2 separate regions of the Homo sapiens genome follow, and region 2 is linked to region 1. A link is a loop called in an ENCODE intact Hi-C map of the cell type or tissue named here. Cell type or tissue: dorsolateral prefrontal cortex. All regions are shown on one strand.

The links. A loop is a pair of places that touch in the nucleus more often than their neighbours do. Peaks named below come from ENCODE experiments on the same cell type or tissue, not always from the same donor. Only the 100,000 strongest peaks of a DNase experiment are listed, where the experiment ranks them.
Region 2: a loop joins it to region 1, with 2.2 times the contacts of the local background. A loop is called at or near these places in 1 of 110 quality-filtered maps.

Annotation. Positions count from the first base shown.
Region 1 is chr1:169,124,151-169,129,150 of GRCh38, reverse strand. ATP1B1 (ATPase Na+/K+ transporting subunit beta 1) reads right to left here. Exons shown (of 6, transcript NM_001677.4): 3 at 4,112-4,267; 4 at 1,743-1,927. Among named protein-coding and RNA genes, the nearest start is that of ATP1B1, 20 kb to the right of the region's middle. In dorsolateral prefrontal cortex, CTCF peaks have their summits at 2,443 and 2,648; no DNase peak of the experiment used is centred here; H3K4me3 peaks cover 1,470 bases; H3K27ac peaks cover 4,236 bases.
Region 2 is chr1:168,801,816-168,806,815 of GRCh38, reverse strand. No RefSeq gene overlaps it. Among named protein-coding and RNA genes, the nearest start is that of LINC00626, 17 kb to the right of the region's middle. In dorsolateral prefrontal cortex, CTCF peaks have their summits at 2,308 and 2,511; a DNase peak (open chromatin) is centred at 2,505; H3K4me3 peaks cover 926 bases.

The sequences.
Region 1 (5,000 bases):
CTGTTTTGGATGCAAGAAAATGATCGTCTAGATTTGACTCTTTGGGACGTTTCTGCCAGCAATGTATTTGTCTTTAAAAATATGTAGAGAAAATGCTCACTAAGAAGTTGCCAGAATCTATCCTCCAATGGTGAGGATAGTGAGATGCTGGGATACTCTGATCTCTGACAAAAATAACTCCAAAATAGTTGGAGATTTGGGTGGAGGTGATGAATTAGGCAGTGGCAATGGATAACCAAGTAGAGACCAAAGAAAAAAGAAAAAAAGGACTGAAAAGAAAGAGTAGCTGAATTTATCACTGAACCAAGTAACTCTAAAGATGTGGGAAGAAATCAATCACAATAGACTAGACTGCCTCTGTGGGGTCCAAATGTCATTCAGTGTCTACGATGAGTAATGTCAAAAGCAAGGTACTCAGAAAGTATGGGATGAGTCTTCTCTTGGCCATGCCACAACAATTTCTTTTGCTGCTAAATAGCTGATTGATCTCAGTGAAGTATTCCCCAGCAATATGAATATCAAATACATTTTGGCATAATGGTTCTCACCGTTTTTCTTCCATTATATCCTGTCTATGTGGAAAGAAGCTTAAAATCCTTTTGAGAGGTACATTAATTTCTGCCAGCAGTCCATCAAACTAGCCAGCCAGGCAACCATCCATCCCCACCTACTCATTTTTGCCTCTGATGGCAATAAAGGAACTTTGATGCATCCTTCAGTTAACAAAACTTTTTATCTCTGTGTTGATTTTCTTTTGAAAATATTATTCATGGGTAACAAGCATTGTAGAAATAAATTAATAGCATTCAATAGAAAATTAATGAACAAAAGTGCCAGATTTCAGAAATGAAATGAGTTTGTTCACATAACTCAATATACTGCAGTCAATTTCTATCAAAATTAGAAACAACACTCATAATGCCAACGCTCATATACGGGTGATTAGGGGGAAACCTGCCAGAAGAAGCCAGGCTTAAGGGGAAAGGACAGCATTAATTCATGATCTGGAGGAGAGGATGAAATGACCAGCTTTACAAAAGCAGACAACAACGATAAATTTTCCATTCTTATGGAGAATATAATCTCACCAAATGGTGAGCAATGGCAATTTGCTCATTTTTCAGTGATCCAGAGTAATGTTTATCCATTATAAGTTGCAGTAATACAAAAAGCCAACAGCATGGCTAGCAAAATTCAGCCTAGATGATGTTAAACTTCTACTTCCGCAATAAAATTCAGAAAAAATATTTTTTCAGATTATCAATTTTTTTGAAATGTTCCTGTGGCTTCCAGAGGACCAAAACTGGACTATACATGCAAGTGGGTTAAAATTTTTTTTTTAATCCATTCTTTATGAAGTAAAAAATAAAAAACTTTTTTTTTTCTCTAACCACTAGACCACCAGGGAAAAAATATATTTTTCCATTTTTACTTTTTTAAAGAGTTTATGTTATAGAAACTGTTATCTGGATACTGAGCAGGAGTATTAAGAAAAGGGCCACAGACTCACTTCAGAATGCAGCTTTGCCTCTCAGAATTCCTTTAACTTTAGAAAATGAGATTAATGTCCTAACTACAAGAATTGCAGGGTGGATACAGAAGTTTTTGGTGTTACTCTACTGGCTACGTTTCAAAGTCAGCACTGAGTATACTTTAAAACTATCTTACATTGTCTTCTCAGATCAATTAAGTACTTAGTGTAAATGACTCATCTAAATTCTATCATTTAAAATATTACTTGCCTTAGGTTTGAAGCCTAGAACTCGGTTGAGCTTTATAATAATGCACGGTTTGCCCTCTTTGTAGCCATAAGTTTCATCATTTAATCCAGAGCAATTTCCCAGCCATTCAAGCTTGAATCTGCAGACCTTTCGCTCTCCTCGTTCATGATTAAAGTCTCCTCGTTCTTTCGGTTCACTGGGCACATCTAAAAATAAAAACACAACTTTTATATTGTACCAGCAATTCCCTTAGCAGTTCTAAGAAAAAGAAACTGTCTTCCTTGTCATAGTTACCTATTCTGAGAGTACGCTATTCTGCATTTAATGCATGATCTGAATTAAGCAAGATCTCCAGGAAAACCATCTCTCACCTCTTCACTCATATTAAAAGATATTTTACCAAAAGGAATAGCTGGTATATGGCCCCACACCAAAGCTTCATAGTACTTGATCAGCACGTAATATTTAGTCTCTGGCAATATTTCCCTTCTTTTAAATAATGGATTACTCAGCTATTTAGAAGACTGAAAGGAGACGGATCACACTGCGTGAGTAGCATCATTCACACTGTCAACACTGGCTTAGCTCAGTAACAGGGATATTATAATCAGAATACAAAAGGACTGTCAATAATTTTCAGAACTAGGTTTTTTTTTTGGTCAGAATTTTTAAAAAGGAACTGGTATTTTCCTTTTCAACCACCACTTAAGGGTTTTTTTGAGACAGGGTCTCACTCCGTGGCCTAGGTTGGAGTGCGGCAGCATGATCATGGCCCACTGCAGCCTCAACCTCCTGGGCTCTAAAGATCCTCCCACCTCAGCATCCTGAGTAGCTGGGACTACAGGCGTGTGCCACCCTGTGGCTAGTTTTTTTTAATTTTGCAGAGACTGGGGTCTTGCTGTGTTGCCCAGGCTTTTTTGATTTGAGTTTCTGCCTTTTAAAGCTATGCATTAAGCATTTGCTGGACTGAGAAATTTTATTCTGGCATTTTTAATTCAATCCTCATATAAAAGCCAGAAAAAGACCAAGTGAATATAGAATTCAAAGTTAATGTATAGCATGCTGGAGGAAAATAATGCAAACCATAATTTATGTATAGTTTTTAAATTCACAAATGAACTATTTTCCCTTCAAATAGCGAAGAGTCTGAATTTAGACTATCTCCTTGAAGTGATTCACCCTGATTATCCCTCAGGCCTTTTAATTACTGCAAAGTAAGATGAAAACCTCATTTAAATTCTAATGAGAAAAATTCACACTGAAAATGTTCTTTTAAGTTACTAAATATTTCCAAAATAACTTAAAATGGCAATTCGCCCCATACTCTGACCAAGCCACAGCCTGCCTTATAAAGAACTGGAGTTGGTAAATGCTTGAATTGAATCAGAAGGGATGATATTACCTAGTAAAACTCAGAGAGATGTTTTATGTTTGTTTGTTTGTTTTAACGTTTTTGAGACAGGGTCTCACACTGGTGCCCAGGCTGGAGTGCTGTGGCGTGATCATGGCTTATTGCAGCCTCGACCTCCCAGGCTCAAGTGATCCTCCCACTTCAGCCTCCCAAGTAGCTGGGACCACGGGCACACAACACCACACCCAGCTAACTTGTCTTATTTTTTGTAGAGATGGGGTCTCACTGTGTTGCCCAGGTTGGTCTCGAACTCCTAGGCTCAAGCAATCCTCCCTCCTCAGCCTCCCAAAGTGCAAGGATTACAGGCATGAGCCACTGCACCCAGCGAGAGTATTTTTTTGTGGAAAGAATGAGAACATGGACTGGAAAATTCACAGTCCAGGTAGTAAGAGTGAGGACATGTATTCATGTCAATGACTTAATGAAACTAAGAGCCTCTCTTTACCCTTCATAAGTCATTTCCTTATCCAAAACGATCAGCTGCCTAACACATATTTCATTATCTATCCCAACCAGGATCAATAAAAGTATACCCTGACCATACATCCTCCTTCATGAATGCCAGTGCAGTGATAGCTAATCACACCAAAAGGTCTTTCTGATGAGAGAAGGCCCTGTGCACTCTTCTATAGGGAGAACTTTTTGGGGGAAGATAAGGAAATAAGTAGCTGTACTTTTCAACGGATGTAAGAGAAAGAAAACCGGAATTGCTGTCTTGGCTCTGAATAGTAAAAAATAGTACCTAGGAGTGTTTTAAAGTAAGACACCTTTCCAATGCAGAAAACAGTCATACTTGAGGCTGTACTGTTTTTCATTGTGTCTTCCTGCTTTTTTTAAAAAAAGTGTCTAAATATGGCCAGAGTTCAATCTTTCATTATTTCAGGATTATCTCTCGATCATTAAACAAAAAATAGAAGTGGGAAATAAGAGTTAAAGAGAAAGAAAACTAGCCACAGACATCTACAATGAGTCTACTTACCGCCACAATCTTCAAAAATCATGTCATCCCTCTGGGCTGAATCTTTGTACTTTTCCAGGAACCTAACTATGTTCAGTACATATGCCTCATAGCTCTTGGGATCATTAGGACGAAAGGAAATTTCAGTCTTCTGGATCTGAGGAATCTGTGTTAATCCTAGACCAGGCAGAGAGAAAAACATTAGTAGGAAGGCAGAAACGAAGACAATTCAAAAGTAGACTTTCCACATACAAAACATACTTTGCTAACTCCACTTGGCTAAAAAGAAAGGGTCTTGCCTCCCTTGTTAAATCACTCCTCTGGCATTTAGATTAGGTAACCCCAAGTACCAGTGACTATGCTTTAATATCACAGATCAGTTAATTTCCATAGCAACACTTCATGGTAGGCATCACCTCCATTTTATGAATGACAACACTGCTTGCACTGAAAGATTAACTACCTGGGCCAAGGCTGCACAGAAAGTGGTAGAACCAGAATTCCAACCCAGGTGTGCTGTACTCCAAAGCCCATTATGTTTCTAGTACCCCAACGTGCACAGTTTTTTAAAATACCCTGCTAGCTAGCATTGTGTGCAGGTGGCTTTACCCTCCCTAATTACGTGTAAGCCTTGGACACAGAGGTCTTCTTTTATAATCCTTATTGTCAGTAAATGTATAACCATTCCAAATTCTCTAGACTCAAGCCTACCTAACCAAGATATTTCTTTGGATCTTTTAAACTAAACGGGAAGAATTTGGGACATACATGCAGTAACCACAAATGCTTTCCAATCTGAAAGTCTCAGCATGTCAGTGCCGGTCAGATAAAATTCAAAGTCCGTATGCCTTGGGTTTGCACTCTCTAAAACTCTGTTACATTCTTTAATATCCAAAAGCCGCTGCCTTCA
Region 2 (5,000 bases), 320 kb after region 1:
GGCAGCACAGGGAGAGTAACAAGAGAAAATAGACCCAATGGTGTGGCAGCTCAGAGAGGGCCTTATGCCATGGCGAGGACTTGGACTCTCACTCTGAGTGTAAGTGGGGGCCAATGTAGGTTTTGATCAAGGGAGTGACATGACCTGATTTACGTTTTTAAAGCATTATTGCTACTTCTTTGTAGGGACCGTACAGAGGCAAAGACAGAAGCAGCAAGAACCGTTAGGAGGCAATTGCAATCAATATTCCAGGCAATTAATGATGGTAGCTTGAGTGAGCAGTAGCCCTGGTGAGGGCAGGAAATGGTAAGGGTCTGGATGTGTTTTGATGGTTGAGTCTACAGGACTACCTGATAAATTGTTTAACTGTGAGGAGTCAAGGATGACTCCCTGATTTTGGTCCTCTCAACAGAAGGACGGAGTTGCCAAAACTGAGATGAGGAAGGCTGTGGGTACAATAGGTTTGGGGTGAGGGAGTGGGGAAGGTTGGAAGTTTCTCTTTGGATCAGTTGAGGTTGAGATATCTATTGACATCCAAGATGTTGAGTCAACAGCTCCAAGAGAGCCTTCAGAGCCCCCAAGTTATATTTCTGTGTCTCAGATATAGTGGGTCAACTCTTTGTCAGCAGGCTGATGCCCAGCCCAGTTATTCCAGATAAAAGGAGATCACTCTCCTTACTTCTAAAATCAACTAGTTTCTGATTTCTTTCTCAAAAGAAATATCAGTAAACGGAAAAAATAAGCGACTTGGATATTCTTCAAAAGGCATACATATCCCTTATGATAACGTTAGATAGCAGTTTACACAGAATATGTGCAAAGACCTAGTTACTGTTACGAATGTCTTCCCTCTGCTGGGATTACATTCATATGTAGGTATTGACTGACCATCAGAACACCAAAATTTAGGCTGGGTGCTATGGCTCATGCCTGTAATCCCAGCACTTTGGGAGGCTGAGGCAGGAGGATTGCTTGAGACCAGGAGTTTGAGACCAGTCTGGGCAACATAGAGAGACCCCATCTCTACAAAAAATTAAAAAATTAGCCAGGCATGGTGGTGCATGCCTGTGGTCTCAGCTACTCAGCAGGCTGAGGTGAGAGGATTACTTAAGTTTGGGAAGTTGAGGCTACAGTGAGCCATGATCATACCACTGCAGCCTGGGAAACAGGGAGACTCTGTCTCAAAAAAGAAAAAAAAAGAATACCACAGTTTATACCTCAAAGTCTCAATCTTACTTGCTTTTTATATTTGGTTAAATTATTAGGATAGCACATTAAAAGAAAAAAATCAAAAGAAAAATATGTGTAATACTGTCACCCTATTGCAATGACATCTTTTTAATTTGTTTTATTTTCATGTTACTTTCCATTTATTTCCAATTTTATATAAAGGCTTGATTAGGAGACTTTTCAACTATAGGATTCAGAGAGGCCTTTGGGGGAAGTTAGCAGGATCCAAGATGTGAGGATAGAGGTATTTGCAGCTAATAGTGTGAATAAATAGAACTGAATTTCACTGAAACATTATTCTATTTTAATAATTTTCAAAATAGATGGAAGACCTGTTTTCCTGAGTATTATCTCTGCCAGTAATAGCACCTATTAATTACACTTTTGTGTCTGTGCACTTTGGGTGTTTTTGTTTTGTTTTGTTTTTACTATTTGCTCTGTTCACTTTTTTAGTTCTAATTACTTTTTTACCATATACTTTCCACATACTCACACATTCCAATTTCACTCTTGATTTTGTATTTACAACACATACAGATGAAATAAAGCCCACCACTTAAAATAACCTAGGAAATACTGCATCTTGCAATATCCAATTATTCACTTTCCCTACAAATTCTTAATGTCATGCAAATCAATGAAGAACCTCAGAGAAATTTTACCTCCCTCTGTGATTTTTTAAAGTAAACGTTTCTTTGAAGAAAGTGCTAGAACAATAGCAACAGATTACAGACTACCTTTAGATATAGATGGCATTCTTGCAAAGAGATAATTAACAACAAAAAGAAAGAGTGACAAAAAAACAGAACTCTGGAATCTGAAGAGCTCTTTTAGAGGCAAAAATAAGACCCTCTTCAATAAATGCGTATATTAACCTGAGCAAAAACACCAGTAACCTGAAAACTTACCTGATGATGCATCTCTATTAATAAAAATGTTTTAGTTTGTTCCTCCAGGAAATAAACGTATTTATTTATACCAAATGAACAATTGTACTAATATATTGTATATTTTATAAAATATATGCAAAACAGAAATTAAATGTAAGTTAACGTAAATAGCATCCTAATCATTTCATCCCGCACCTCAACAGATCATTTTTCCCCATGGGCCACATTTACCCTATTTAAGAGAACACTGAACATTGCAAGTGAGTGCTGTAAAAAACTTTTCAGCGAATGCAGCCTCTCTGTCTCAGTCTCCATTGTTTTCAGCTCTGGATAGCTGCCCTGTCACACCAAACACAAAACCACAGCGGTTAGCTCTTGTCACAGTGGCCTGAAAGCAACTACCCCAAGTGGTCAGCCTGAGACTGGAGACAGGAAGGCGTCATGTCACTTTAAAAGATTGGAAGGAGATAAATGCCACAGTCCCAACCAGCTCCCATCAAGTTCAGAATATGTCAGGCCTTTTGTAGGGCCCTGAATGATTTGCATTAGTATCCATGTCTGCCAATAGCAATATAAAAATTACCCCTCTTAGAAGCAGCGCTTTGATGTTTGCACAAGGCGTGCTCTTCTCTCCTAGGCAGGCATTCCCTTTCGTCTTCTGCTGGCCACTGGCAATCTTATGACTGCTTACACAGACATCCAGGTGCATTTCACTTGGCTGTTTCCCATCATGGGTTCCTTATATAGAACTTGCTCTCTTTTCTCATGGAGAATGTGTGTGTCTGTTTCTGTCCATATGTACCCATGTGCATTCATGCTGTTTAAAGAAAACTGCTCTAAAAGCTTGGTTGACATCCAAAGAAGGAAATAAATGATTGTGTGTTTATTTTAGACAGATGGACAACCTAGATATTGGTGATGGGATTATTGATTTCCCCTTTATGAGACAAACATACACACCAAGTCGTTGCCAAGACATCTTGTCCCTGGTCATAAGACAGTGTCTTAGTGAATAATTTATTTCGTCCATTTTAATGATTTGGGTGGTTAAATGGTAGAAATGACCTGCTGAACAGAAAATCAGCCAATAGCATCTTCAAAGACCATAAAAGTGAACTGTCATAGATGGTTTGGCTCACTGGTAAAGCAACTAAAGCTCTTCTATGAATGTTCTTAAAGAGAAAGAACCAACCAGGTTATAAACCAGGGTCTTCTTGAATGTGAAGGATAGTAAATGTTGCTTTAAGCAAGTCCCTGCACTATTACCAGGTTTTAACAAAGCAAAGCACATCCTACCTCTTACTACCTGCCATGATATTTGTAATAGTACAAATGAGATATAGGCCTGAAACACATTGCCATTTTAGCAATGACCACTTGTTTTCTATCCCAATAGAATATTTCAAGAAGTTATTACTATTGACAATTTAAATGTTAATAGAATTTTAGTTCAAAGTAATTGACTTTTAAAAAATTTTTAGGTTTCACTTATTCATCCAATAAGCATTTACTGAAGGCCTTCTAGGTATTTCATAGGGGACAAAACCCAGTCTCTATTCTTAAACAGCACTATTGTTATTAAATACAGGTTGATAAGCACTGCCATTCAGGGGGTCCTGGGTGCTAAGGGAGAATGCAGGAGGGCGAAAGGGACACCTAACCCAGTCCAGGCATTGAGAGAAAGCATTTAGAGGGAAGTGAGGTTTAATCTAAGAAAATAGACTAAGTGGGAATTAGCTATAAGAAGAGGATATGTAGAAGACAGTCTGAAAAGGGTAACACGACTTGCAAAGGCCCAGAGACTCAATCTGAGTCCAGAAAGTAAGCAGGTAAGGTTGGATTGTAAAATGAAAATGAACCAGTTAGAGTGGAGAAAGACGAAGCTACTGTGATAAGAAGACTGGGTGATGGAGGATCTTAGAAACAATGTTAGAGTTTGAACTTTATCCTTAGAGTAATGAAGGCATTGAAAGATTTTAAGGAAAAATAATTGTATTTTGGAAAGAGCATTCTGGTGGCCATGTAGAAAAATATCTTCTTAAACTACAGGTCATGATCCATTTGTCAGTTACGAAACCATTGCAATAAATCACAAATAGCTGGATTTTTACAAAATTAAATACATAGGATAGAAAATATCAGCATATACTGCAAAAGAGTATGGGAAATATTGTTTCATGAAGCTTTTGCTTCAGAAGTGTGTGTGTGCCCTAGATCTTGATGTGGAATTTATTTCTTCCTGTGGGTCTCAACAATAAATAAATAAAATTTGAAAGTACAGAGAATAGACTAGAGTTGAATACAAAACTCCAGCAGTTCAAAATTGTAGCCTGAAAACAGCAGTAACAGGGAAATACAACAGAATGGAGGAGTTACTCTAGAGGTAGAAAGAATGAACAGGAATTGGTGATGAAGTAAATGTGGTGAAGAGGTAGAGATCAAAGATGACTCCTAGTAGGATAAATAGGTATATGGTGATGATGCCAGCCCCTAAAAACAGGAGCACAGAGAGGGAAGCATGTTTGCTGAGGAAGATGAAGTTTCACTGCACAAATTGGCTATGGGAAGTATGTTAGTTTCTTATTGCTGCTGTTAAAAATTATCGCAAACTTTGGGGCTTAAAACAATACAAGTTTATTATCTTATAGTTCTGGAGGTTATAAGTCCAAAATAGGTCAACTGGGAATGACTTTTTTTCTTGACTAAAGCCTTTAGCCAGTTCTCAGCTTTTTCCAAATTACAATCAGAGGATCGTTCAAGAAAAAGTAAAGAGGGATTTAAAAAAATGTTTTAAGTTATAAAAATTAAACTCTACTCACTATTTTGGCACATAAGTTTATTCTGGATAGTTGGATACACTGGCATATGCAAAAATGCATT